3 separate regions of the Mus musculus genome follow, and all the other regions are linked to region 3. The links are chromatin loops, found by intact Hi-C in ENCODE. Cell type or tissue: left cerebral cortex. All regions are shown on one strand. Each heading gives the region's core, and the rest is flanking DNA. Links, peaks and the distances in the headings are about the cores only. Region 1 overlaps Gm9866 (predicted gene 9866). Region 2 has its middle 49 kb from the start of 4933409F18Rik. Region 3 overlaps Sox11 (SRY (sex determining region Y)-box 11).

Region 1 (10,061 bases), core at 606-8,605, 200 kb after region 3:
ATGGTTTCCCGCTGTGTGTGCCCCCAGGTGCTCCCAGAACCCATTGGACACTGTTCAAAAGTGGCCGCTGCCAGGTCCCTCTGCCCTAGCGGGCACTGTGGACAACAGCTAACTATGCTCTGGGAAATAGCAGCTAGAAGCAGGCAGCTCGTTTGTCTTGTCTGATGTGCTCTGGTAGAAAAGCCCTGGTGTGCGCACTGCATCTTATTACAGTGCCAGTAGAGACAGGTCCCCTCTGAGGGCTGGCTCACTGTTATCAACCCCCTTTCTGCGGCATCTCTCTAGACATTTCCTGTCAGGTCCCTTTTTTGTATGTGTGTTCCCTAGTCCTGTGCTAACGAGGATCTTTGAAAAATGACTGGTATGGTAATGATCTACGGAACTTACCGGAGATAGCAATTAAACATGGTTAATGGCTGAGGTACACTGACACATTAAAAGGCCTGCAGACGGCGATTTATGAAGACAGCTCTGCCGCCTACTTGGTATCCAACGCCTTTCTCTAGTCTCTGCTTAGACGGGCTGGTCTCCCTTTGGAAACATTTCCAGGCCCCTTTCGGTATCTCCAGTTGCCAGGCCACCAAGAAAAGCACATTAACCACTTTTCTGTTCATCCTGGTGTTTCGCTGCCTCACAGTCCTTCCTGAGGTAGGCTTTGTCTTCATGAAGCTCATGTCAGGAGTGCAATTTTCAGGAAAAAGAAAAAAGATATCAAAAGAGAAATTGTTGGGGTGGGGTGGGGTCTAGAGGGATAGATGGCTCAGTCAACAATGTTCTTCTCACCCAAGCATGGAGGATCTGCATTTTTGTGCCCACATAAAATTCCAAGCTTGGTAGTAAGTCTATTACTATAACAGAAAGCAACTTGGGAAGCAAAGGGTTTATTTCAGCTTACTGAAATGTCTATTATGGAGGGAAGTCAGAACGCTAGCTCAAAGAATCTGCAGGTAGAAACTTAAGCAGTGACCATGAAGGGGTGTTACTTTCTGATTTACTGTTGGTGGCTCACTCAGCCTGCTTTTTTATACAACCCAGGATGACCTGCCTAGGGGTGGCTCCATCCACAGTGGGCTGGACGCTCCCACATCAATCAATATCCAAGAAAATGCCCAGCAGACATAGCCACTGGCCAGGCAGATGGAGACAATTCTTCAGCTGAGTGAGATCTCCTTTTCCCAGGTGACTATAGTTGGTGTCAAGTTCATAAAACCTAAGCAGTACAGTGGCACACACTTATAATCCCAGGGCTGGGGAGTCAAAGACAAGAGACTCCCTGGGGCTTACTGGTCAGCCAGTCTAGCTGTATTGGTGAGCCAACTCCACCTTCACTGAGAGCCTTTGTTTCAGCAATAAGTTGGAGAGGTTGAAGGAGACAGAAGACATTGATCTCTGCCCTCTGCATACACAGACACACATAAATTTGTAGCCCCCACCCATGCACACATACCAAGAGAACTTTTAGATTTAACGTCGGAGATGAGTTTTATAGGTGTGTGAAATAATGTGCTAACAATATTGGAATGAGTCACTGGGTTTCACTCTCCTAAACGCTGCTGATTTCTGGCTATAACACATATTCTGCTTTCTGCAGGGAAAAGCGGAGCCCTGTTCAGCATTGGTCACCAGGTTGCAGGGGCATCACTTCCTTTATCCAGCATCCTGCCTCTGCACCATGTGAAGAAACCAACCCACTTTCCAATGGCAAACCCAAGTTCATGCAGACCATATTCTCCAACGTCTGTACTTCCCCTACCAGTTGGATCTGTGTTCTTTTGCAGTTCTGGGGACTTTTCAAGACTCTACTGACTAAATCTGCAAAGAGTGCCGATAATGCAACTCTTAAGCTGGCTTTCTGAGCTATCATGATGTCTTTCCCTCTCTTTGTGCCCAAGACCGTGTGCTCTCTTGCCTTTGAAGATCCATGATGTTTGAAACTCATGAGACCCAAGGCAGAAGTGTCCAGACAACTAGGAGCTAAGTCAAGCTGCTTGCATTCGCAAGCCAGGACTTGACTGGAGGGAATACAATAGAGGTGCAGACACTTCTGTGCTAACCTGTGAGTGCCTTTGGACCATGAAAATAATGTGTCTGTGGGAAAGACAATGGGTGGTTGCTTGTTGATGCCTCCTGGGGTGCTGTTTGATGAGCTCTGAAATACGCACTCTGCTCACACACAGGGTCACAGAAGGCACGGGGATCTTAAGTGCACTCGTTCTAGGGTCATCAGTGAGCTGACACTATGTGCAGATGAGCCCCTCTGCTTCTCCTGGAATCATCATTAGATGGCCAGGAAGGATCTCCGTGTTGGACTCCTCCATTCTGATACATCCTGTCTTCAGGGATAGAAAATGTTCCTGGGGGAACACGGGAGCTAAAGAAACCTCAGCTTTTCTCGAGTGTCTGGATTATTCTGAACTACATGGATTATGTTCAAGCCCAGGATGAGTGGCTCAAAGCGTGGCTGTGAGTGAGTGAGACGAAGAAAAATTGGGATCATATTTTATTCAACCAAGAGAAATGGAATCCAGCATAGTAGATTTCATGTTCTTGGGAAATATGTCCTGTCAATGGTGTTATTGAGAAGATAGGCAGAGAACACGTTCTCCCAGACAAGGAAGAGAAGAAGATGTGGCCTTGGCTTTGTGAGCTGTGGCAGGGAGGGACCTAGCATGGGAGCAAAGGTCTCTGGAAGCTTCCAGACAAACAAGTGTGGGTGTCGTTTGTCAGCTCCCTGAGAGTGGGTATCGCAGAAGACTTCCTGTGTTTTCTGTGGATAAATACACAAAACTATGCATTACTGCAACACAAGCAGGCTTTATACATTTCTTTGGTTTTAACAATTGCATTAGAAACTTTGCTCTCCCCTGAATCCTAAGAGGTGTGTTGTTGTCGTGGTTGTTTGTTTTTGCTTTTTTTTTTTTTTTCAAATAGAGACAAATACAGGAGAGAAGGAAGCGCATGGCCATTGCCTGGTTCTCTAGTGCGTTGGGAAGATGTGGCAAATGGTCTCTAAAGGATGGAGAGGTGACAGGTGTGCTCACTCAGGACCTTGAGGCCTCAGAGCCCATCAGGGAGTCCCCCAGCCATGGCTGGCTCTGCTTCCATTCACTCAGTTGGCTGGGCTTCCCTCCACCCCTTCTCAGCAGCCGGTTATTAAGTGGGGAATAGTAACAAAAGCACATCTCAGCCCTCGGGCATTCTGCATTGGTGGGCGTGGACGGAGGAAACCTCAGCCTAGCCATTGTTATGAAGCCCAGCAGCTGGCAGCTCTGGCCAGCTGCACCCGCTTCACAGGGGCTGCTCCCAAGCTGCTGCTGCTCTTCCAGCCTCATTCAAGGCCAAGTGGGACCATGTGCATGCTTGTTGTCCCCTAGGTTTGTCAGGAAGTGGGAGGCCATCTCAAGGGCAACAGCCTACCAGGTTAGACTTCAATTTGCATTCAAAATGACTTGTCTCAAGGTCAGATTTTCCGTGGACCAGACTTTAGTTTTTTTGTATGTTTGGATGTGTTGGCGAGCATACGCTCATGTCTGTGTATGTGCGTGTGTGTATGTGAGGGAGGAGGAGGAGGAGGAGGAGGAGGAGGAGGAGGAGGAGGAGGAAGGGAGTAAGCACTGATTTATTCCCAAGTCTGTCTTTGGGAAGGATACTTTGTGGCTGATACTGTCCCCTTGGGTTACTCTGTGAATTAATATGCTTCAGGCACACACATGCATAAACGCCCCATGCCCACCTCCATCCTGACGTGATAGATGGCAGGCTCGACCTGGGGCCCAGAAGGTCACACTGTGTTAACGAATGAATCTTGACCGTTCTTTCACTATAGCCGCCAGGAGCCCCACACCGCTCCTCATTCCTTTCCAACGCAGCCTCCCCCATCCTGAGCAGCAGCTTCCTTTGTTAAGGGCCCAGAGGGCAGCTGCTGACTCTAGGGCTGGAGGGAGGAATAGAGGAAGAAGTCAGTACAGGCCTGACCAGGCCTAGTGGCTGGTTGCCAGCAAACAGCCCCCAACAAGCTCCGCTGTTCCCTAGGTAGATTTTTTTTCATGGATGCCATACATTTAGAGAAGGGGGTAGAGTCTGAGAGTTAATGGACCCCTCATAGATTGCATACACATTTTAAAAATTATCAACTGCGAATATCCTGTTAAAAGCCCACATTGCATTACTTGAAACAGGGATCTGGTGTCCCGCAATGTCACAGGGCTGCTGCAAGGGAGACAGGCTTTGTTAGCCTCCATGTTTTCCCTCCTACAGCTGCCCTGTCCAGTCTCTGCTCTGCCTGACTCAGCTGGAGCACACTGGTGAATTATGCATCACTGGGTGGGAGGGGAGAGGGGAAGGGGAGAGAGAGAGAGAGAGAGAGAGAGAGAGAGAGAGAGAGAGAGAGAGAGAGAGAGAGAGAGAGAGAGAGAGGCTGAACCTGTGGGGCTGTGTCTTTAGCATGGGGAGCCCTGCAGGCTTGTTTGTGCCTCCCTCCTACCACCATCCAAACAGCAGGCTAAGATGGTGGGTCCTATAGAAATGGGATGGCGAAACTACAACCACATTAGAGATGTAGTCCAGGCCATTCTTGTTCCATCTCCTCCTGGGAGCTCTGTCTGGTGGCCTCTCCATATGTGGGAGCATTTTTTAAAAATACATTAAACGCTGTCATTTGAAATGAAGTGGGATGTGCGGCTTCATTCCTGGAAGTTTCAAGAAAAGCCCTTTTCTAGCTGTTTTCTTTTTTCCTTATTTTTTAATTTTTTAATTTTTTTGCTTTTGGAAAGGCGATGCCTTCGCCTCCAAAGCTGTGTTGGCTCTCCGAGCCATGGTGGTGTTCTCTCCACTTCAAAAATACACAGGGACATGTGGAAGCATTCTAATTTTTTTTTTCAGATCCCGAACCATATGCACCAAATTTTCACAGACTTGATCTCAATGTAGATAAAAGTGAGAACCCCCGAGGGGGACCATGCTGTAGAAATCCCTGCATTGTAGACTCTAATTTAATCATCCCTAGCCACAGAATTTCTTTGCATAAATTACGGCCTCAATGATAACATCGCTTTCACAAAAGGTGGCCTCTAATCGATTTGACTCTCCTGGAGATGGCTGGGCTCTCCAAGCAGAGGAGTGATGCACCGTTCCAGAGAGCTGTGGATTGCACCCGGGGCTTCGGAGGCTGAGTGGCCCCTGATGGCTGTTTGCTTATTCAGCTGATTTCACTTTTCACCTTGACATTTGCAAACTGGTTTTTATTTTCTGGGAATAAAGGGTTATTGGCAACTGCCTCCACTTGGGCACCCGGAGGAGGGGCATCTAGTGGATTACCTCAGAGTGGAAACTGATGGTAGAAGCCTTTTTCAGCACACATTCTTCTTCTGTCTCCTCCTCTCTTTTCTTCCAGCCATTGGAAAACTTGATTTTTTTTTTTACATGTCATTTTTATGCTTTGGGGTATGCTCAAATATGACCAAGATCAATATCCACCAAGCTATGATGAACACTTTCTGGCCTCACTTTCTTCAAGTCTTTCTCTGGACCATGAAGAATGCTTCGAAAGCTTTGCTCTAGAAGGGAGACCATCAGTCACTGTCTGCATTGTGATGACTGAGGGCACTCTGGAGGATCCCTTTGAAAGAAAGTGTTGGGGGAGATTCTCATAGAAGTAGCTGGTCTCCATTCTTGGAACTTTACCCCACCAAGGACTTGAGACAGAAGGAATATAGGGACTGACTGAGTAGTGCACCACTCTTGTCTTCAACAGGGTTCACTTGGAACAAATCTTCATTTTTACATGTTCCCAACTGAAGGTTGCTTCCACTTTCAGAATTCTGAAAGGAGGCTGAGCCTCACACACACACACACACACACACACACACACACACACACACACACGTGTAAAGAAGGAATTACATGTATGCTGAAAAATCCATCAGGCACAAGCACACAGCTGGTATTTAATAAAGATGGGAGACTGGAGTGAAAATTTTGCAAGCTGTCACAGCCCTATTCATGAAAGCAAGGACTAGGCTGGGGAGGTGTTTCTGTGAGTAAGAGAGTTTCCTGAGTAAGCAGGAAGGTCAGGTTTCAGATCCCCAAACCCACATAAAACCTGGGTGTTGCTGCCCATACCTAGAAACCCGGAAGGAGGGTCAGAATGATTGCTGGGGGGTTGCTGGCCATCATCCCTGCTGAATGGCAGTGAGTGCTGGGTTCAATCAAAGATCCTCTCTCAAGGAAGTAGGCAGTTAGTGTAAAGCAGAACACCTGACATTCCTCCTCAGCCTCTTTACGTCCGTGCAAGGGCTCAAGCACCTACACAGATGTGTACAGGAATATGCTAAACACATGGACTGCCATGATGATAAACAATGCAGTTTGTAACCCTGTTACTACAATAACATCATTCCTGATAAAACATAACTAGGAAGAAATGTAGATATTTATTCTTGGGGCAAGATAACTGGAGACAGGACATGTATGCGCGTATAAGCATAGACAAATTGCAGGTGCAGGCTATTTGAGGTTGCTAGCCTGCTGTCTACACTGTGTCTACACAGAGGGGCCAGAAGCCAAGATGCTGAGAGTAATGACACAGAGAGCCTCAGATGCCATTTGGATAGTAAAGGATTTTATGCAAACTTTGCTTGTGTATAAATAGGAGGGTGCAGGACAGAGAGAGGTAAACAACCACAGTGATAACTTAAAGGCCAACAGCAAATGGTCCTCTCCCCATTATTCTCCCTTGAACACTGACTATGACATTAAGAGCTGGATCTGTCCTTCTGTGTCCACAGTGTGTAACTTGATGTAGAGAGGCTGAGAGCTCTTTCCTGGGAAAACTTGTCAAGGTGGGAGCCTTGCTTGAGTTGGAAGAAAGGCTAGAACATTCTAGCAATGGGTCTTAGCCCAACACTCTCCAATTTTCTTTGTATATACTTCATACTATATACATTTTCCTATTACTCTTTGCGTTAAGAAAGGTGAATCTGCTGAGATAATCTTTGCTTGCACTTAGGCATAGGATGGAGTGTCCATGGAGGCCACAGGAAAACACCAGATGTTTTCTCAAGACAGCTTTCCACTAGAATTTTAACGACAGAATTTCTCAGTGAACTTAGAACTCATGAACTTAACTAAGCTATCTCAATGAGCTCTAGGTACTCTCATGTCCCTGTCCCCTGCCCCCCCGGTGCTGGAGTCATAGACAAACATTAGCGGCCCCAGCTTTTTACAGGGTACTAGGAACCAGAATGCAGAGCCTCAGGCTTGTACCATAGGCACTTTACCCACTGAGCCACATCCCATCCTGGATGGGAGACTCTTCATCTGTAGAGTTGCAAAGCTTCCTTACAGAACTAGAGCGAGGAATGCTGTTTGGCAGGAAAATCCTGCAGCACACACAGAAGCTTAAGAAACAGCAGCGATTTCCTGTCCGGGGTGTGCACAGCAGCCTTCTGTGCCGCTGCTTTCACAACTGTGGATTTAACGATGTCAGATTGAAAATATTCAGGGGAAAAAAAGTTCCTCTGTACTGAACACATACAGATCTGTTTCCCTTTGCCAGAGAAGCCCAGTGTAAGGCTCATTTGCAGAGCTTTTACACAGCTTTAGGTGTGGTAAGCCGTGGAGAGAGAGTTTAAAGCACACGAGAGAATGCGATAGGTTACATGCGAGTGTCACACCATTTTATATAAGCACTTGAGCATCTGCAGATGTTGGCATCTGTTGAGGTTCTGAGAACTAATCCCCAGTGAAAACAGAAGGCAGACTGACTGTTACTTGGTGTCATGCCTTTTCTATTATGTAAAGCAAGGATATTCTTCTGGATTAAGCATTAAATGGCCATAATTGCAGCCGATTTAAAATACAGATAAGACAACTTCTTAGCTTTACCACCATTCAATGTCTCAGACAAATTAGACTCCCTGGGTCTTTCATTGTAAACAGAGTGACATTAGACATAGCCCTGAAATCCTCAGCAGAATATGGAAGCTACTTGAGCAGAGACTCTGGGTAGGGGGTGTGGGTTTTGAGAGAATTGTATGAATTGAAATCTTAACTCCTTTTTATATGTGGTTTGCCCTACAGGTGTGCGTAGGGGTTGGGAGGGGCAGAAGAGGCAGTGCCCTGCTCCTCGGTGCAGTGTGGCCAAGAAACCAGTTGTTCTGATGCTGAGTCTGTTCTCGGGCTGTCCTCCTAGAGTGTGCCCCACCAGTTGTTCTGATGCTGAGTCTGTTCTCAGGCTGTTCTAGAGTGTGCCCCCCCCCCAACCAGGCCTATAAGCTACTAGGTCTCTACTACATCTACAGGGAAGAGAGGGGAAGAAGTGAGGGCCCAAGCCCGGCTCTCCTCCCCCAAGCTAGCTCCTTCCCCTTGCCATAGACCAGTTGTCTGTATTGACTCTCCTATGATTCTGAAGTCCATTCTATAGAAAACAGGTCCTGGAGCAGGGGAGACCCTTTCAGCGTCACACTGTCATAAGCACAATCAGATCAACTAGACAGCACAACCAGGCAGGCTGGAGAGAAGTGGAAGGAAGTGGAGTTCAGAGACTCCAGTAGATTCTAAGTAAACTCAAAGGCTGATTCCAGTGTGTGTGTGTGTGTGTGTGTGTGTGTGTGTGTGTGTGTGTATGTGTGTGCACATGTGTGTGTGCCTGTGCATGAGTGTGCTCGTATACCCTCATGTGTCTGATTGTGCATGTGTATGTGGAGACCAAAGATTGATATCAGGTGTCTTTCTCCATTGCTCACCTCCATTAATTTTGAGACAGGGTCTCTCATTCAATCTGGACTTTGTTGATTTGTCTAGACTGCCTGGTCCATGGGACTCAGGGACTCTCCTGTCTCTGTGGTCCCAGCACAGGGCTTTCAGGCATAGGCTATATCATATCACTTTTTCTATGAGTGCTAAGAATGTACACTGTCAACTGCATTATCCCCCCCCCTACCCAGGTCTCCTCCCTAGCTCTCCATTAGGAAAGACCATGACAGCATGACCCGGTGGGGTGACTAAAGGAAGCCTTGTCCTTTGGGATCAGTGGAGGGAAGCAAGTTGTGCAGACAGCAGGAGCAGGCTGATCAAAAGGCTGGGCCCAAGGACAACAAGAGACAAGCCAGGTAGACAGCAGCTGAGGTCTGGGCTTGAGAGTCATTTCAACCAGAGTCTATTGACCTGAGTGTCAGCTAGCTAAGCCATATATCCACAGGGAAATAATAGCTCAGCCTTGTTGCTCTGGGCTGTGGGCAGGTCAATAATTACCACAGAAAGAGCTAAAGAGTCTGTGGAGGGAGAAACATCCAAACACACAGTGGCAGTATAAGATCTTTTAGAAGTTGTGAGCTTGTTCTTTAACTTTTCTTTCTGAGCTCATCCTACAGGGAAAATATCGACTTTCTACCTGCCCTGGGGCACATTCAGCCCCAGCATGACACCACACTGTCACTCTGAGTTTTTTTGGGGTCCATGGTGATTTCTGCAGAGAGGTAGCTTCAGACTCAACCCACCCCCTTTCCTTCTGCTTCTGAAAGACTCTATAGCAGTCACCTTAGAGATACCTGGGGATGGGGCACCCTCTCAGAGGTGAAGGGGAGGGAAGATGGGGGCAAGAACTCTGAGAGGGTACTGGGAGGGGGACAGCATTTGGGATGTAAATAAATAAAATAATTTATTAATTTTAAAAAGCCTTGAACAAAGCAATCACTTATAAAGACTAAAACCATAAGTAGTATCCTGTCCCAACAGCACTATACACATGGTTGGCCCAACCTATGAGTGAAAGCTAGGGGCCTCTAACTGGCCCAGTTCCCACTTCACTCCCCCAACTGCTTCTGTGCCTGGAGGGTGGAATAGTACTATTCTCTGCAGGAGACATGCAATTTAGGTAGCAGCTCCCAGCAAACATGGAGAGCCAGCATCATGGGTTTCATTTCCTCTATAGCCAGTCAGTTTGATGTTGGTGGGTATTTCATGCACAGTGTTCAGTGTTTTCTTCAAGCTAGCCCAGTTTGCATGAGCTGTGGGGACATGAACCCTGCCCATCTGTTCTCCTGAGACTGCTATTGTTTCCA
Region 2 (10,061 bases), core at 1,088-9,087, 550 kb after region 3:
CCAAACAACCTTGCTTAGCCTCCAGGTCTCCCCATGGCTTGTTTATAGCAAAAATTACAGTAGATAGATAGACAGACAGGGACATACAGACAGACAGGTAGGCAGGCAGACAAACAGACAGACTGAGATATAAAGTAGACAGATGGTATGGAATAAATAGTTTATACAGATATATACATACATGACAAAAATAGATTATTGAAACATAGTAGCTAGATATAAATTATAGATGATAGATGACAGAGAAACAGATAAAAGATTATAGAAGATAGATGAAGGATTGATAGATATAGATTATAGATAGAATCAGATGACAGGCTACAGTATTAATTAGCACAATGTGTCTTTTATGCAGGGCTTTTAAACTTTGCACTTATTATTGATTGCTAACTTGGTCAATACCTATAAATTCTGCAGGTTTGATGAGTTTCAGCAGATCAACAAAAACTCAAATCATATTCCCTGGATCCCTCCTGTCTGAAAGGATTTTTCTCAAGTATCCAAGATTATGTGTAAATTCTAATCTCCTCTCTTCTACCACACCTGGTTTCATGAACACACCGAGTGGATGTCCACTGGGCACGCGTCTCGGACTACAATGAGCCTCAAGGACCCTTCTGGAAAATGAATGTTTTTCCAAATGGTCACCTGATTGAGGAACAGCCAGGAGATTGGGGTTTTCTGGCACCCGCTGCCTGTCTACACAGTATGTCCGTGATTGAGGAACAATGGGAAAAATTGCTAAATCTGCAATTTTATTCAGTGCACAATTTTTCCCCTGAGGTCACAGTGATACTCAGGCTTCTGCATTTTATGGAACTCGCAATCGGATACTTTTCAAAGTGAATTCTAAATGACCAAAAGCTGCTTGATCAGAAGAATTCAATTTATAACAAGATTTGCCACTTCAAAGTCAATTTTATCTTTTTCTTACCCAGAGGCTGCGAATGAACCATTTCCAGCAGATTGCAGTAAGTTCTTACACTGGGTGCTTGCGGGCTGCAATTACTAAGAGGCAGGACCAGAAACAATCACCAAGGGAATAATGTTCAGCCCCTCTCCACGATGCCGTCTTTATCTCAGAGATGGGGTTCAGTCTTAACTTTATGTACCCAGATTCACCAGCATTTCCTTATTCAGCACAATTTAACTCTGGGCCTGGAGAGGTGGCTCAGGAAGAGTGCTTGCTGCACAAACAAGAAGACATATGCTCAGGTTTGTAGACGTAAGCTCAGCCCCCGGAACCCACGTGAAATGATAGGCACAAACACCTAGGTCTTTAACCCTCACACTGTGGAGAAGGGCAAATTCGAGGACTTGTATGAGTAACTGACTGCTAGTCAACCCAGTGGTAAATTCCAGGCTCAGTGGGTGACCCTGTATCAAAAGGTGGAGGGTGGTACAGGAGCATGCTCTATGTTGTCCTCCTGCTTCCTTGTGAGCACATGCATTTGCACACTACACACACACTGTATACACACATTATACATAAAACACACAAGCCATACTCAGGTGTATACAACACACACACACACACACCACAAATTCAACTCTTCTCTGTAACTTAGATTTATATATCACATAACCCACATTTATGGACCCTTTTAGCTTTGCAGTCACTTCCTATAGCCCTCAGACCTTCAACCTGACAGCTTGCTTAATTCTGTTTCATGGACCCTAGAAGGGATGTTGAAGGTTTTAGCATAACCCAGATACAGGTTCATGAGGGTCAAACTAATGCCAGGTAAACTCCTAGCTTCCCTCCACAGCCAGTTTTCCCTACAAGCCAGAGGCCATAAAAGAAAAATAGAAAATTCAGAATTCAGTAAAAGCTTGTCCCAATGACTAAAATTACTCTTCACTTAGTAATTTCTAAGGCAATTGAAAATGTTCTTATGACACAGATTAGATTAGTTATGACTAATGGTGTGTGTGTGTGTGTGTGTGTGTGTGTGTGTGTGTGTGTGTGTGTGTGCTCATCTGTTCAGACACATGTGGTAGACAAAGACTGACATCAGAATGTCTTCCTCAATCAGCTTCCCACCACACTCATATGTTAAACATGAAATCAGTTTGGAAACTGATTAATCAGTTATCTGAGAACTGCACACATACTGTTGTGATCAAATCCCCCCCCCCACCTCTCTATCTACCCTCCCTTGCCCACCCAACTTTGAATTTCCTTTGGGTCTCCTTTTCCTTAATTATTATTGTCATGTGTTTATATACATGTAAATATATAAATATAATCTATTGAGATCCTTTTGTATAGCTTGAATATACCTATTTTTGGGAGGGGGGGCTGGCCACTTAGTATTGGATAACCACTTAGGAAGCTCAGGTCTGAGGAGGGTTTATTCTTCATCCCTCAGCAGTCATTAATGGCAGAGAAAAGCAAACATTTTTTTAATATAAAAAGTAGTACAAAATTGGCATGTTTACACTTTTATAATTATTTTAATATCTACCTTTAAAATAGACTGTCACATTTTCACATATGCACATGTGTGTCAGATAATTTTGGCTTAATTCTAAAGCTAACTGAGATTCATACTATATGCTAAAAAGAAAACATTTTAGCACTTTCCTTATATCCATGTATAGTATTCTTTAAAACTACACCTAAACTTGACAAATGATAGTTTCTCAACACTTCCTCACAATATAGAACACAAAGCCTTATCATCGGACATACATTTCACCCTTTGATTCATTCTCCTGTCCTATAGTTTATTAGAATTTTGCTCTTGTTTGGTCTGTCATGACATCATATAATAGTCACTTGGAAGAAAATGGATTTTTAGTTGTTTCATGGCAGTGTCAATAATAATGACAACCATCTTGCCAAGGACATTTTTAAATATTGGGATGTTATCTGGCTCATGGTAGCAGATCCAATATAGACAGACAGACTGATTATAGACAGATAGATAGACAGATGGTGATAGATAGATAGATAGATAGATAGATAGATAGATAGATGCATACATGTTATATGACAGAATAGATTATTTGTAGTTATTATATAGATATAAATAATAGTTCATAATGGACTGATGGTAGATAAGCAGATGATTGATAAAAAAAAATCTTCATTTTCAACTCCAGCTCATATTTTATTATTCTTTGGCACACATAACCATCTGTAATGTCAAACTTCCATTCATATTTGAGAATATGTCTGATTTAATAAACCACATTTTCTCTATTGTCAGCTGTTACCTAAAGCAGGAATTATTTTTGGCTTGAAGTAGCCCTTAGCTTGTGCACAGGTTAATCTTCACTGTCAGCCTGAATGGTTTTGAAAGCACCTAGGAGTTTTAAAGGAGGTACTAAAATCCAGCCTGACTGTGGGGAGCACCATCTCACAGGCTGAGTTTCCATATGGAGTACAAAGGAAGAAGCCAATGGAACATTAGCATGTGTCTCTTTCCATTTCCTGATTGTATATATCACATGACCAGCTGCTTCCCATTCCTCCTATAGTCACAGCTACAAGCATTTTGACTGCATGTATTCCCAAACACAATGGACTCTACCATTGAACCATGAGCCAAGGAAACCCCTTCATTCCAAAGCCATTTGTCAAGTATTTTGTCATTACTACAGCTCGTAACTCAAGAGATTGCTCAAATGCTTTTCTTGAGAACTGTGACTACATTTCTATATAATGTAGATGTTCTTTGTGCATGATTTCATTTTATACACTACTAATCTATAGAACTGAGAATTTAAAATATTAATAACTATACATTTTTATCAAAGACATGATAAAATGTAGCTCTTATATTCTGTGGCCATGTGGCTGTATGATATGCATTAATCGGTTTTGGTTCTCACAAGCTGGAAACTAAAAGGTTATTGACACATATCTACTACACATATGGGTAAACACTATAAACTAATAATAGTTAATACACAAATGTGTTTATCTCTGGACAAAGGAGAAAAGTCCACAGATATCTGCTTATGCTTTCTGAAGAAGACTAATAAAATGAAGGAATTATCCCGAGTCCAGGTAAGTTTACCATTAACCAGTATAAAAAAGAATATTGCAAAGAAAAGGAGTCAGCATTTATAAACTACCAGAGCAATATTTTAAGCATATTCTACTCATAAAACCTGCTTCCTCACTTTTCCCTGTATCCCACAGGATATAAACATTAGCTTTAATGGAATGGTCAGGGACACAAAACAAAACAAAACAAAACAAAACAAAACAAAACAAAACAAAACAAAACAAAACAAAACAAAACAAAACCCATTCTTCCAGAGAAACGTTTCTACACCTTCACCTTGGACTTCAATTATGTCTGTGGTTTCATCAAGATATTCAAACTAAGAAAGTATAAGCCTTGTGCACTTATAAATTCTCTCTCTCTCTCTCTCTCTCTCTCTCTCTCTCTGTGTGTGTGTGTGTGTGTGTGTGTGTGTGTGTGTGTGTGTGTGTGTGTGAGTGTGTGTGTGACAGGCTGCTAAGATTTGGGGATACAGACATGTGAGCCTCTGAAAGTCCTACAGAAGGCTGGAAATGGCAAGTACTATACTGGAGTTGTGAATCCACGGGCTGGAGTCTTGACTCTGGCAATGATCCACTGGGAACATAAGCCATACTAGATAAAGCATGCTGTCAGTTCCTTTAGCTAGAAAAAAGAACACAGCTCTCATGAATGCTGAGATTAAGGGTTACTCCATGACTGGCACTAGGTGGTATACAGTGAGTGGCAGACATTGGGGACAAAAATATATGAGTCAAAATGATGAAGTTGGGAATGCTGTGAAAATATATTAGACGTCTCAGAGGAGGAGCAGAGATTGCCAGGCTAACTAGGAAAAGGAAAGACAAGACTCTGGAGGAAAAAAAAAATCCTAGCAGACTCCAGTCAGCTACCAGCAGGTCCCCAATGTAGAGAACCCACATGGTACCAGTGTCCTTACCCCTAGTGAACTTCTCAGTGTTATACTTTTACACAGTCTGGCATCTGATGCTTCTGATATAACAGCCTGTAATGATGAAATCAAAGAAAACATTTGTCTCTTCCAGTGAGAAGACCAAGCCGGACCACGTCAAGGCTAAGAGAACTGGTAGATCTGAGACTTTAAGTCAGGGTGGCATGGGTGGCCCTTTGCCCCTGCTGCTCAGCCCAGGCCTTTGCCCCTGCCTTTCAGCACCCCATCTCCACGTTTCTTGTACTTACCAACATGCTAGAACAGAAGTTTGTCCTCATATGAATTTGCCTCCTTTGGTAGCAGGAAAGTGACAGCTATTTCTGTGATTGGAATGAAAAGTCATGAGGGAGGAAGAGTCTCTCCACCCATCACACATGCCGGCAGCCTGCACTTCGGTCCATTGTCTTTGTCCCCAGATGTTTTGTGATACCTGCAGCTGTTGTCCAAAACCAGGTTAATTATAATATCCTTGATCTTCTATAAATAGCACACATGATATCTATCTGGTTCACACCCTATGTGCCCTGGAATGTGCATGCACACAGTGATGAACTATTCTAAGCAGTTGTCTTCGGGATGTCTTAGATGTCGAAGCAGGTTGTTGCTGTGCTTCTCATTTTCAGTTGAGTCCGGTGAACACCTTCATCCTTGCTTAGAAAGAGGATGGTGTGTGGTACACATGCAGAAGTCACTGGCCTGAAGGACAATAGCTTTTACATTCAGGACAATATTCTAGGGAGGTCAAGAGGTTAAGAGACACACTCCTTTCCCACTGCAAGTATCCCACCAGCAGATGCCAGAAAAGCCCTGCTGTGAATCAGCGCAGTGCCAAAGGCCCAGCCTGGTCTTCTAATTGGAAAAAAAGCCATCCAGCACATGAAACCTTTTGCTGGAATCTTCCAACAGAAAGCAAATATTCTGCTGGTGATCACATTGTTTTCTCTTGCTGCTGTCTCCCTACAAGGATTTCAAGCAACTAGGAACCACGAAGGACAATAAGGGAATAAGAGGATGTTTTCTGCAGCCGTCTTATATGTTTTGCTATTGGCCACCATGCGTGTTTTGGTATTTAAACATTTAAACAAAAGAAATGCACTATTTGAAAACACAAAGAACTTTATTCTTTCTCACCCAGATGTATAAAGTTTGGGATTGCATATCTTATTCCTTGCTAAAATATGGAAATTAGAGTTTGGTGAGGAAGCACTTGGCTGGGATACATGCTTGCCCCTTTTTCTCGGCCTGCTGTCTCGCTTGTGAGAGTTCATGGAGGGAAAATGCCTTTAAATACCATTGATCTAATAATACACCACATGAGATCCAATTCTTGGCAGAGAACACCTTTTTGCACAAGTACTCTTTGTCAATCAAATGCTTCCATGAAGTAGTCTGAGTAACAGTAGTAACAGAAGTCACACCATTTTGTCACTGCATACCACAGACACTGTGATGTCAACCAATCTGTCAGCATTGAAATGAGGCATTTGGAGAAAAAAAAAAAGTCAGACACAGCATAAATGTGGCTAATGCCACCACGCTATAAGTTGTGCTCTGGTGAGCATTTAATGTGCCTGTGTTCTGAGTGTTGGTCTCCTGCTAGCTCTTTCATTGAAGTCAGATTAATTTCCCAGAACTACCTGTGTGGAGAAGATGACATTCCCTTTTAAGAATATAGGCAGGAACAGACTAAACCCAGCTACCTCTCCTCTTTTAATACCCATAGGAAAGGCTTGTTCCAGAAAACTTGGCTTCCATGGCTATGAACTGTCTCTTTGTTTGCTTTATTGCTTATTAGATTAGGCTCTGATTATGTGGCTGAGGCTGGCCATGAACTCACAGTCCTTCTGCCTCAACCTACCCATACAAAGCTCGATTGCAGGTATGTGTCTGCATGCAGGTTTGAAGCAAGGAGACAGACAGTCCTGGGATTTGAGATCATGTACACTGTGACCCACACAGATGGCAAAGGAAACTGCCCCAAGCCCTTCTAGTTCTGCTTCTTCTATAGAATAGGAATAATTGTGCAAGTCTTAAGCTGGGAACCTGAATGCCTTCATTCCCCTGATGAGGTAGTGGATGCTGAGTAATAAAACTGCTGCCTAGAGAGGGCCCACATTAGCATCTATGTCCCCACTTGCCTCTACAATCTTTTATTATCATTTTCTGTTTCTTTAAATAATAGTTTTTCCTTGTTACCCACTTCAACTGTAGCTTCATCAAATTCAGGCAAACTGGAAGGATGTGAGTAAGACCCAAAACTTGGAAAAGCTCATCCTGGAGATGTGGATCCCACCATCAGTGCTGATTTTCTGGGGGATTTTCTATTATAAGCTATAACTCCTGAGGAAAGAATTTGTGTTTAACTAGGAACTGAAAACCTGAAATAGTTGTATTTGGGGAAGGAGATGAGGAAAGGAGGCATATGTAGCCACGGCCATGCCTCTGAAGTCATGCCATATGGGAGAATATTTCCTCTGGAAGTAAGGCTAGCCATGCTGATATGGGTTATCGAAATGACTGAGATTTCATCTGTATAGTTGCTTCATAGCTAAAAGTATCCATTCAACCAGATGGGCTTGGAAGCTAAAGCATTTGTTTCTAAGGTCTCTGAATTTCAAAAGCCCTTTAAGATCAGAGCAAGGGGGTTAGAGGACTCTCAAGAAAGAGCTCATCAGCTTCTACCTAGAACAAGAGCTAAATTCCACAAGAGCCTGTCAGGACATTCACTGGCCCAGGCCACATTCCCAACTGTCCGTATTGAACTAATGGCCTGCTAAGATTCGGATAAAAGTTTCCCAAAGACCACCTCTATGTGAACACTTGGTTCTTAGCCCAAGGGGGAAAAGGCAGGGGATGGTGCTAGGGCCTTGAGGAAGGTAGTTAGTTGTTGGAGTTGTCTTCTTGGAGAGCATACTGGGAGCCCCGAACTTCCTCTTCCTTTGTCTTTCACATTCCAGACATGGAACACACAGCCTCATCTAGGATGCACTCAGATCGCTGTAAGCCACATCTCCACAGGTCCAAGGGTATTGAGAGACAGCCAGCCAATCAGCCATGGACTAAAACCCACAAAGGGCACCAAAACAAACCGTTTGTCTTCTTAAGTCAGTTGTCTCCAGTGTTTTGTTACAAACGGGGAGAGCTGGCTGACACAGAGCCGGTTAGAACCAGAGCTGGCACACAGGGAAAAATGAAATCCCTGGTGACAGAAAATGTCAGGGGGATGTGGGACTCAAATATTAAAGAGTTTCATTCACATTTCAAGGTCACTGATGAGGAACAATGAGTGTATTGTGGGAATCACTGAATTCAGAACCTGTTAGAGAATCAGGATGCTGGTCTGATCTGGACACTGGTTGTTAGTGACACCTTGGATGTTAAGGCTGTAAGGATACTGGGATTGCACAGAGTCTAAGTATACACATGCATACACACACACACACACACACACACACACACACAAACACACACTCTCACCTATCCCAGGTGCAGGCAGGATGACAGTGCTGCCTTGGAATCCAGAATCCAGGGCAAGTACAACTAACTTAGACCACAAAACACTGAACAGAGAGCACCTTCAACTCCAAGGCAGCATGCCTCAGGCTGGTCACCAGTGCGGATGAACAGTTGGATGGCTGTGGGCTGAGAAAGATGGCAAAGGCCAGCTGTTCTGGGAAAGGAAGTTCTGCAGAAACAGGTGCCAAGCCATCTGTGGTGGAGCAAGACAGATGCCTCACTGAGCTCATGGCAGCCCACGATGCTGCCTCTTCTCCCAACAGAAGCTGCATGGAGAGGCAATAGGAACAAGCAGGAAGGGACTTCAGGATCTGAGCGAGAGGAGGCATGCAGGGAGGTGCAGAAAGTGGTTGTCTTGAATAGGAAAGTACTTGGAAGAGAGTGGAAGAACAAAAGCAGTATAGCTGCATGGCAGGATAGTCAGGGATGGGTGAGGGAGGCCACAGACACAATTGTATGTTCACTTGGAAGTGTGCAGGTGAACCCAGGGTTTAGAAAACTATACCCTAACCTTGATCAAGTGGAATACCTCTCTCTAAATTTAGGACAGGGGAACTTGTTTGTCAATCTTGCTTGCCACAAACATGAGGCCTGCACATGATTATAGCCTGTGATCACAACCTCACTTCATATGCAAGAAAATCTAAGGCAAGTGAAAAGAGAGAGCCTGAGGCACTTGATCAGATAAACACAGTTAGTGAGAACTCAGCCTGGTGAATGACTGGCACAGACTAGCCTGTAAACTCTATGCACTGGCCAAGGCCTGCAGTACCCAGGCTCACAGACCACATACAAGGACTCTGAATAAACTAATCTGGGTTGTGGGTTTGACTCTATTCACATATGTCTGTGCCTTTTATGCATAAGAACAAGCTACACATTCTCAGATAGCACTACGAGGACTTGATAAAAATTTAACTTAACTTTAGTTCAAAAGCAAACTTTGGCCCAAGTGACTCCAAGAGCAGTATACCTCTACATAGATATTCTGTTTCTTTACCTGGGAAGTTGTAAACAAACCAAAGTACTTACAGAGCATGGGTGTCTTGGAGGAAGTATAGCCAAAATAGATAGATAGATAGATAGATAGATAGATAGATAGATAGATAGATAGATAGATAGATAGATAACTCTTACTGTGTCTGCAGCTCTGGGGTTTCCTCTACAATTTGCAGGCAGCATTGCATATGTGGCCATCAAATGAGCTCAACTAGCAAGAAAGCATCCTGTCCTCCACAATTGTCCCCATAACCCTGTGCGTATGGGGCAAACTGTGCATCCTGTATGTTTCAGGTTCTTCCCGAGACTTGTAAGTTGTATTTTCTTTGCTGGAGCCTTGCAACTCTTGTTTATTTCCTGTGTCTCAATGAGGCTCTCTCCTGTAGGGAAGGCCCCAGTCCAGAAGGAAGAACAATACAACATTGAAGCATGGGCGTAGGGAGAGAGGGTGGGAAGGGTGAGAGTGGATGGTAGTGAGGTAGGGAGGGGGTTGGTTGGGGAGGGAGTATTCTGCTCAAGACAGCTCATTCCCAAGCTACACTTCAGGAAGGTCACCATGGAGACTGCTTGCAGGGGCATGTGTGTGTAAGAGGGCC
Region 3 (10,061 bases), core at 1,305-9,304:
GGCAGAGGACCCTTTAGACGGCACAACTGTTACTCTAGGGAGTTGATTTTTTTTTCTTAAGAGATTTAAAAAGGAACTGGTGATTTAAAAAAAGAAAAACACAAAAAGGGACCATTGCAACCTTTTTATTTTATTTTCTTTTTTGGAGGGAGAAAGCTGATGTCTTCTATGCATCCGATTTCTTAAACTGCAGGGAGCTTGAAAAAATGCAGTCTGTACAAACGCTTACAAAAATCATAACTGTGAACTGACTTAAGACCAGAGTTTACTTTTCAGATCAAATTGTTTATGGTTTTACAAATGTGATTTCTACTTGGCAACCTTTTTTTGGTAACTCGTTCCCTTATACCTCCTTGATTGAATACCTTACAGCCTAGACCTCAGTACAAAAAGGTATTGAAACATTTTTGATACATAACAGACCTCAATCTTTTTTAAAAATTAATATATTTTCAGGCGTATTTTTGTACAGTGAAAAGGGAACAATCTTGCTGTGTTTTTTCAGTAAGACTTTCAGGCACTTCTTCCCTTTTGATTTCTTTTTCTTTTTTTCTCTTCTTGTTTTTGTTTTTCTTTTTTGTTTGTTTTTTTAGCATGCAAATATGTTGGTACGTTATGTCCTGGTTTAAAAGGATTAAAAATTTAAAAGTAATCCTTGCATCTAAAGGCCTTGTGGTTTAAAAAAAAAAGCAAACTTTTTTGTACAGCTATAGTAGAGATTTGTTCAATATTTGTAGGTAAAGATTTATTGAAAATGGTGACCTAGACCTCAGAGCTGTTCTTAGTTTAAGACTGTATGTACTGTATCATAGTAGGACCTATGTATCTCATCGCTGTGATGTGTGGACGGGGCCCCAGACAGAAGGTTTGAAACTGGATACGCGATTTTTATCAAAAAGAAAAAGGAAAGGCACATAGTTTAAAATTTTCTCATTTTGTGCAATATAATTAAATAAACAGACCATTGCATATTTAGTAGCAAATGGTGGCGAAGCAGACTCAATGCACTGTCGAAGTCACCGCCGGGGTTTTTGGGTTTTTTTGTGTGTGCTGAAGTCTGTGTCTTGATTTTAATAAATCAGCAGGATCGGATAGAAGCTCGCATGGCCCTTAGTCTCTCCCGGGAGCCGCGTGTTCACCGCGCAGCGGACGCGGGTGGCGGAGGGCGGATGCCGCTTTTTGGAGCCCTTAGGCTGCCATAGGTTGCAGCCCGGTGTCCTCCCTTCTCACCCCGCCCTGCGTCTCCATCCCCGCCGTGGGCTTCGCGCTGGTCCGTGCCTGGCGAGTCTGGAGCTAGTGTCCACAGGGCTAGGCCTCCGCTTCTGGCTTTGGGTTTTTTCTGTTGTTGTTGGTTTTTTTTTTTTTTTTTAAATCTCCACCCCCATCCGCGGGCGGCATCGCTGCGCGCGCGCGCGCGCGCTCAATGAGATACGAGTGGAGAGGGCCGCGCCCTTCAGCGTTATCCACGCGGGTGGGGCACGAGGAAAGCAAATGCGCCTAGAGCCGCCTTCACGGTGCAGGATGGCTTTGGTTTCTTTGATGGAGCATTTGCCTCCAGGGGCCCGGTCCAGCCCTCCCCTCCCCCACTGCCCCCTCCCCCCCGCCAGCTTGTCCCTCGTGGTGTCCCGCGCGCAAGCCCAACTCCCCAGGGCCGCGACGCACGCGACCGAGGAGCCCTTCAGCAGTGAATTGAAACTCGGTGCCCAACAGCCCGACTCTAGACCCACAGAAACCATTACGGCGCGGGCGCTGACCGCGGGGACTTGACCAGTAGGGATCCAGGTCGGTGCCCCACGCAAGACAGGCACTGCAGATAGAGAGCTCGCCCTCACGGAGCAGCGCGATCTCATAGCGCGTGGGTGGGGCGGCGACCCGGTGTGGCTTTTTCGGGCTTCCCTCGCCCACCCCTCCCCCACAGCGCCCTGCTGTGAGCCACGCGGGGACCTTTAAGCCGCGAATAATTTCACCAGCGGTTTACTGGGGACAGATTCTGAAGCCTAAGGAAAAGGCATTCTGAGTGTCTTGAGTTCTTAACATTTGCATGTGTTCCCGTTTCCCGTCGGGCGTTTTCCATGGTGAGGAAGGAACTTTTAAATAAATTAGAAAAGGAGTGAGGATCTGGCTTCAGAATGGAAGCATAGCTGCAATTTGTATTTTAAAATTATGTGGCCGAGTTTCTTGGTAGGAAAAGAAGAGACAGTTCTTGGTTGGAGATCAGGAAAAAAAGAAATCTTTTCTTTCTTTCTTTTTTTTTTTTTTTTTTTTTTTTTAAATCCCAGTTAGAACTCAGGAAAGGCGCTTGAATGCGCTTTTAACAATATTTAAAGCGGTTTCGACGAATGCATTGTGAAGACCATTCCCAGTGAACTCTATTGAATGTCTAATACACAAGGTATTCCAGCTACTGGCCAGGCTTCAATAAAAGGTTAGCTGCATTTTTTTTCCTCCTAAGTAAGTCTTATTTTTAACTGAGCATTGACAGTATCTTAAAATGGTAACGTGGGCGTGGGCGTTGTGTGCATAGCAGTCTAGCCGGTTGGGTACCCTGCTCCTGTACCTAGTTCACAGACTCGAGTGCATTTTTTTTTGGCGAGATTTCCATCTTTGAAGAAACAAAAAAACAAAAACACCTGAACCAGCGTTCTCTTATTCTTTAAGCTGTGGAAATAATTTCCAGTTTCTACATTCTCGATATGCATCCTTATTAAAAAGATAATACGAATGAAAGGCAGTGTGCTTAAAGTGTGCTTTGCAAATACATGTTATGAATGACTACGGTCACTGGGCAAATTATTTGTAGAATGATTAGCCTTTAGCTAGAAAAAAAAAATCATTGCAGCTCTTTTGGGCCTGGATGGTTCTTTTTAATGTTAATGGAGGGGAAGTGATTTAAATATGCATGCTCTTAGCAGTCAGGATCTGACTTAGTTGTTTTGAGAGAAAAAAAAATCAAAAGGCAAGGTCTACTTTTTTTCTCTGGGAATTGAAACCACAATCATCTTGATACTAGAACAGTGTAAGAAATGAACATTTGTTCTTCACTTCAGAATTCAAATGAGTTTTGCCCAAGGAATCTGGGAAATAAGGCAAATAAGTTGCTCAATTTTCAAGTAGTCATTCAATAGAAATATACTCCATCACTCGGCTTTCTTATTCTCTGATGGGGTATTCTGTATAGTCTCACTGTTTTCTCCTAATGGGCATATGTATCTTTGTGGACACTTGGAAGAGAGGTTTTCTTGTACTCTCTCATTTCTAGAATCTTTATACTCTTTTTCCTGCAAGGTTCTCTGCTTTTAACAGATTTCTGAGGCAACTATATTTGTGCTTTTTTCTTATGTAGGAAGACCAGCGAAACTAGCTTACTGAGTTGTCGATTTTATCAGTAGATAAAGAAACTTTGTTTATTACAGTTTCAGGGAAGGTTTTTCAGGATATTTCTCAGTTATTCTAAGGGCCAAATTTTATATATAAAAAAAAAAAAACTTCATTAGGAATGTCAGTTTCAGATACCCTTTGTATAGCCTGTGGCCTGCAAGCACGACAGGACTGAGCCTTACATGTGTCCGAACAGGAATTCATAAGTCCCCAAAGTAAACGTCTCCATGTAACGATTCTTGACGTGTTTCTCTGAGAGTTGGCTTATTTTGATTATCAATTCTTTCTCACTGTCCATTCCTATTGATTTATCCTGCCATATCTCTTTGGGTTTGATGAGCTCAACATTTTTTGCTCTTTGATAACAACTCAGGTTTTGGTTTGGGGTTTTTCATGCCCCCTTTGTGTGTTGCTTATGTTTTCCACCACAGTATAAAAGTACTGAAGCCAAGCCACTTCCCATTCATTCCTTTACTGCTGCCTCCCTTTCCCCAACTCCCAACTCCTAACACACCTTCATTTTTTTCCCATCGTCTTCTTCTTCTTCTTTTTTTTTAACACTACCTAGATGCGTTAGCTGCCTGATTAGTTTATCTATTCCATGTGGATGCAGTGAGTTTATAAGAGAATTTCACAAACAAGTAGTTTTTTAGTGAACTTAAACAGAATTTTAAAGGAGACCTATTTTTATACTCAATAAAAGCACAAAACGTGCATAAAATATAGCATGGCGTACAAAGGGAAATCCACTCATAACGTTCCATGTATAGAAGTAATAATTTTCTTGGATAGCGATATTCTTTGAAGACCCAGTGCCTGTCTGCCTGTGCCCAGACAGGGTGGTTTCCACACACTGGGAACTTCCGGTTGCCGGCACTTGACAAACACAGTTCACCACAGCCACAAAGAGCAATAGGTAGGAGCTGAGGTGTGCCTCCTGATGAGCAGTCGGCCACTAGGCAACCTGGATGTGCCCATGTGGAGGCTCCAGCCTCACTGTTTGATCAAACTTCTTTTATGTAGTCTCTTCTGTGAAAAAAAAAAAAAAAAAGACCAAACAAAGCAATAGGACAAGTTTGAAAATGCATTTGAACATAGGATTTCCTCCAGGGTCCTCAAAGAGATTTTAAAAAAAAAAACAACAACAAAAAAAAACGTGACACTTAAGTTTAGTAGGCACATTACATTCCCCTCCCCTTCAAAAACAGAACGACTGGAAATAATCAAGACATAGCGTAAAAAGAATTTTGATCAAATGGATATTGACAAAGGGCCCTCGATCCCATTTCTCTTCACCCAGCTTGTGTTCAAAAACCTTATGCCTCGTCCCCTGAATCACACAGGGAGAAGCGTCCTATGCCATTGTCATGGACTCCCCACTTTGTCTACTTTTGCTCTTGTACATATGTTGTGGGTATCAGTTGTTCCCATTTGTTCTGTAACACCCTTGTTTGAATGGACTGTTTTGAAACGGAGGCCTGTGTCTCAGGTATGGGACACCTAGTGGTCGTGGCAACCCATCCCGTGATGCTTTGTTTCCCGGGACAGAGCCACCTGAAGTCTGAGAGTAGTTATCAGCATGGCACTGTTAACAAGTGTTCTGTTTTCCAAGGCCGAGAAAAAAAGAAAAAGAAAAAAGGAAAAAAAAAAAAAAGCAACTTTCACAGCTGCTCCAGGTTTGGGAGAGGAATAGCTGGAAAGCCCTTTTGTTTAGAAGTCTGAGTGGGTTATGGGGGGACTTTTATAGAGTTTGCATGCCAGCGCAGGACCTGTTGCTGTCAGACAGAGAGAAGGAGAAGCTACCTGAGGCAGTGCGCTGGGGGACTACGTAAGTGTCCCGTAGCACTAGGGCAGCAAATGCATGGTGAAGTCATGTCTTCTGGTAGAGGTTATCTAGCATGCAGAGTGTAGTGTGTTGAAACTGTATGACGTTGCTGTATCAAAGTTGTAAAATTAAGCATTATTTATTGAAAACTATGTATTTTTTTGTAAAAACCTGATCACACAAGAGAGTATCAGTGGCTTGTGCTTTGTGCTTCAATCAAACCAGCTTCGTGACCGCCCTCCTTGGAATGCAGTGTTAATGCTCAGGGTTGAATTCATACACTCCAATGTCTCTTTTTGCAGGAGTTTTTCACAGAGGAATACATTTGTTCAAAAGACCAATAAAAATCGTGTGATCAATCTCCACATGTGGCTTTTATGTGACTTTTTTGTTTTGTTTTTGATTTTTTGTTTTGTTTTGTTTTGTTTTGTTTTTTGTTTATCTTTCCCACTTTGCATTGGGTAACTACTGTGTGACTCCTAAAGTGTTGTCTCGAAGCTGAGAGATTTGAAAAGTCTTGGTGTCTCAGCATCCAACCAGGACCCACAGCTTGGGCAGGACTGGGGCCCTCAGGAAGTGATGCTTAGGGCAGGCTGCGAGCTGCCCACAGTGGAATAAGCATGGTGATCGTGTCTTGGTATTTTTAACTGGCCAATAGAGTAAATAAAAAGCATAGGCAAAGTATAGAGGGGTAGGTTAGCCTGTTTGTCAGAGTTAGAGGATGAAGGGATTATTCAGGGGCAGTTGCTGATGTTGAATCCAATGCCAGCAAACTCCATTCCTCAGTGTCTTTTTTTTTCCCCCTCTATAAGCAATTTACATTGTAAATGTATTTTGACATAGAAACCATTCTGTATTGAAACTCTTGCTATAAGATGTTTTTATGAAAGCCTGTAAGTGGTCCTTGGAATTATTATCAGATTTTTTTAAAGATGTGTTTACATGGTGAGTGTTTGTTGCATATTAATTAAATTTGGTTTTGTAGAAACATCTGTGTCGTATCATGACGGATCTCTATGGGCACGGCTTACACACTCACATGCGTGGCTCACACACCCACTTCTGGGCCCCTGGTAAGACCAATGTCAACTTTAAGCAAAAGAACAAATACCCAGCTCCATGTGTTGGACAGCTCTCTGGTTTTTATATAAGACATTTTTACTTCATAGATGACTTTCAAAGGGTGTCACCCTTTCATAGGATTTGACTTTTATTTTGAAAGAAAACAAGATAGACTACATACAGCCTTTCATCTTAAAGTAGATGTTTTTTTTGTAAGAATTCAACAAATAAATTCATTGACATTTCTGGCTAAATTTCTATTGATAAGACTTTTTTTTTCCCTATGCTTTTGAACACGATAAAATCTCCCAGCAGATGTAGAATGTACTGCAGGGTGGGTGGGGATTGCCTGTCACACACCATGACTATTCCTTCACATAACCACTGTACCAACTTTGAAATTGGCTGGTAACTACAGCTGGGAAAGCCCCCTCCCTACCAGAGTGTAAACAATTACAAGAATTGAGGAACTTGGTGAACTTGAGGTAGCCAATCCAATTTTTGACATCAGTCAAAGCACTAATTTCAATAGAATTATTTCTTTTAATACTCCAGGGTCAACAGGAAAAGAACGAGGTCCCAGGGAAACATTCTGCCATGTTGTACATTATCTGCTAGGGCCCAGGACAAAGTTTATGGTGACCTGTGAACACACAGCTGCACTGAATCTAAGGGGTGGCATATAGTCATCAGACAATGTGGTCCCTCAGGGATGGGGATGCAGCTCATTTGCTATGGTGTTTGCCTGATGTACACAACATTCTTGGTTTGGTCCCCAACATTGCATAAACTGGGCATGATATCACTTGCCTGCAATCCTAACACTTGGGAAGGCAGCGGCAGGAGAACCAGTCAAGTCAATCTGAAGATAGTAGGCGCCAGATTCAAGTCAGACCCTTTGGATCCCCTTTTCTAGGAAGCTCAACCAGCTGTCTTTCTGACTTCATACACCCCTGCCTGAAGGACCTTCCATTCTCTACCTCCTCCTTGAACAAATGCCCCTCCTTCCTGGGACCCCAGAGAGAAGGCTTGCTGGCTACCTGCCTCTGGAGCGAAGCTGCTCTGTTCTGGGCCCAAGAGTTGAGGGTGAGGACAAACAACTCAAAAGTTGGTGCTTTGCTGGCCAGGGTTGAGTTGGGGAAATGGGGAGGAAGTAGGAAGGGAAGACTGTAACCTGAAATGTCAGAGTCCAGACACCAAGAAGAGTGGAGAAAGCAGAGAAATCATCCAAGAAGCATCCCGAGCCTACAGTTAGACAGAGCAAAGTCCCGGACAAGGGGGAGCCCCCTTGACGCCACCCTTTAGTTAGGCTGAGGTCACTGCTAGCTCTTGAAGTTCACTAGGCATCTGTTAATTCACTCCACACATACACACTTAATTTTTGCTTTGAATGGCAATATAATCAAGCAAAAATGAATCCACTCCCTTGGGGGGTGCAGTTTGCACTAAGATATCAATGGAAGCCCCCCAGAATGAGGCCTGGTAGTGGGTATGGCGTGTGACATCAGCTTTCTTTGTCCTTAGTCCAGCAAACATGTACACAGGCCTTGCTGTCATAAAGAAAGGCAAAGGGATTCCTGTGTCCTTACTGGTCACCACAGCTGATTATAGTTCCAGGTTTGGAAGAACCTGAGTTGTTCATCTTTCCCCATATATGTGGCCATACATCTATAGCCATATTTTTCCCGGGATCCTTGAGAAGATGTACATGGAGTTTAAGCAGCTGAAGCACTAGGAAGGCAGGTAACACACCTAACACACCGGGGAGTACACGGAGGGAGTTACCAAAACTCACACTAAGTTTTCCTGCACTCACAAACTGGATATTGGGCTGCCCTCTTTACATTTTAGATTTGTTTATGAGACACTTCCTCCTTGAGACATTTTTGGGGACTTCGAGGTGGTTCACAGAGTTAAAGGCATTTGCTGTGCCTGAGTGGGGTTTAATCCTCAGAATCCACAGAAAGGAGAGAACCAGCTTTACAAAGCTGTTCTCTGTCCCTGCCACACATATCACACACACACACACACACACACACACAACTATGGTGCGTAATCAACAAACCAACTGGAATGACTGCTAAGCTTTCTGCTCAGACAGAACCTTTATTGCTTCCTATTCTAGAAATTTCTCCACCCAAGTGCTCAACCGCCTGGCTTCCCCTGTACCTCTAGGTTTCAAAGAGTGGCATCAACACAACGAACTCCTCAAATACTGTTTGTTCCTCCTTCCCTCCTGAGAGTTTGGTTTTTAGTTTGCTAAACACATAGGTTATAAGTATAAGTAGACATGTAGAGGGGTGAGTTGAGAACATGAAGCCAGAGTCACAAGGAATGTGAAGAGATGAAGAAAGAGAAAGAGGAAGGAAGGGGAGTAAGAAAGGTAAAAAAGAAAAAAGAAAGGTTAATTTCACAGGGACAGTATAGAAAGCATTCAAAGAGCTCACAGCCAGAGACTGCCTTGTGTTGAGCGTTGAGATACGCATCTGAATTCAAATCATCCCCAGCTCATCTCTGTGTTGTGTCATATTGTGAAACTCAGGCTTCAATGCTAGAGAGGCTAAGTCATCAGAAAAAGCTCCAGTCGGGCTCATCCTGTCATTTACAAGAAAGCAGGAAAGTATGAAATCCTGTCCTCAGTCATTCACCTCCCAGTTCTAAGCAGAACTGAGTTCTGGGGAGACCACTTTGCCGAACTGCTCTTCCCTCAGGAATGCTTTCCTAACACAATTATGTTTGGTCCAAGCTCTAGAGCCTTTTGATTTGTAATCAGATAGGGTGAACATTTTCTTCTGTCTGGTGCCTGGGGACTTCTCCTGAGCAGGCAGTCTTCATCTTCATATAGACCAGAGTTCAATCCAGTGGGTTTGCAGAGACAGCTAGACTGGTTCAAAGAGTTTATTGAAATTGAGAGTTTGAGCCTAGTGGACCAGGAGTTATAGGGTGTCTGTATGGAGTGGGTAGAGGGCCTTGGGGAGGAGGAGTAGCCTGAAACAATGGATGCTTCCTAGAACTGATCCAGACTGTAGGTCCACCACCACCTAGGATACAGTGAGACAGTGTTCTGCACTAGGGTAAAGAGAAGATGGATTAAGAGAGTTACTCATAGAAAGGTGAATATAAGATGCAAGGAGAATAATATTTGATTGCATTCTGGTTAAGAAAAGGGGGTCAGGGAGGAGAGAGGTGTAGTCAGTAACCCCAACATCCATAGGGTAGAAGAGGCGGTGGCAGAGGACTGCTGAAGGGATGGTGTGAAGAGAAGCCTGGACTTAGTGTCTTTGGCTCTTTCTGATTAGATCATGTGGGTGCAGGCCAAGTCTTGAGCCTGTGATCTTGGGGCCTCGGTACAGCTGGGAGTGAGAGCCTAAGGTGACCTGCAGCGTTAGGAGCATACACTCCACAGTCTGAAGAAGGTGGTTTTTTTTTTTCTTTTTCTTTTTTTTTTTTCTCTTTTTCTCTTTTTTCCGGAGCTGAGGACCGAACCCAGGGCCTTGGGCTTGCTAGGCAAGCACTTTACCACTGAGCTAAATCCCCAACCCCGAAGAAGGTGGTTTTAACTGTTCTTCTTTCTAACCTAAAGGGTCATTCAGGAACACGAGATCCTCCAGTGGCAGCTTCTCCTGGAGCTCCCGCCAAAGTCAGTCCTGGGGGCGGGGCGGGGGTAGGACTGTAGTGTGCTGGCTGCCCAGACTCACTGGCCTGCACCCCAAACCTATGCACCAAACCCACCAAGTGGACAGGGAGAATAATGGGATTCCCACAAGCTCCCCAGAACCAGGGTACTGGAAAGATA

What was found. Hi-C counts contacts between places; a loop is a spot of excess contacts. Peaks named below come from ENCODE experiments on the same cell type or tissue, not always from the same donor. Only the 100,000 strongest peaks of a DNase experiment are listed, where the experiment ranks them.
Region 1: it touches region 3 in a loop (8-fold over the local background); 5 of 42 quality-filtered maps call a loop at or near these places.
Region 2: a loop joins it to region 3, with 6 times the contacts of the local background. A loop is called at or near these places in 2 of 42 quality-filtered maps.

What each region holds. Positions count from the first base shown.
Region 1 is chr12:27,133,693-27,143,753 of GRCm38, reverse strand. It overlaps Gm9866 (predicted gene 9866), which reads left to right. Exons shown (of 2, transcript NR_045870.1): 2 at 1,592-2,958. Among named protein-coding and RNA genes, the nearest start is that of Gm9866, 22 kb to the left of the region's middle. In left cerebral cortex, for the core only: no CTCF peak of the experiment used is centred there; DNase peaks (open chromatin) are centred at 3,233, 4,792 and 7,425; H3K27ac peaks cover 493 bases.
Region 2 is chr12:26,780,306-26,790,366 of GRCm38, reverse strand. No RefSeq gene overlaps it. Among named protein-coding and RNA genes, the nearest start is that of 4933409F18Rik, 49 kb to the left of the region's middle. In left cerebral cortex, for the core only: no CTCF peak of the experiment used is centred there; DNase peaks (open chromatin) are centred at 4,587 and 8,659.
Region 3 is chr12:27,330,722-27,340,782 of GRCm38, reverse strand. Sox11 (SRY (sex determining region Y)-box 11) reads left to right here. Exons shown (of 1, transcript NM_009234.6): 1 at 1-6,515. Among named protein-coding and RNA genes, the nearest start is that of Sox11, 7.0 kb to the left of the region's middle. In left cerebral cortex, for the core only: a CTCF peak has its summit at 4,885; DNase peaks (open chromatin) are centred at 1,843, 1,935 and 2,497; H3K4me3 peaks cover 1,995 bases; H3K27ac peaks cover 806 bases.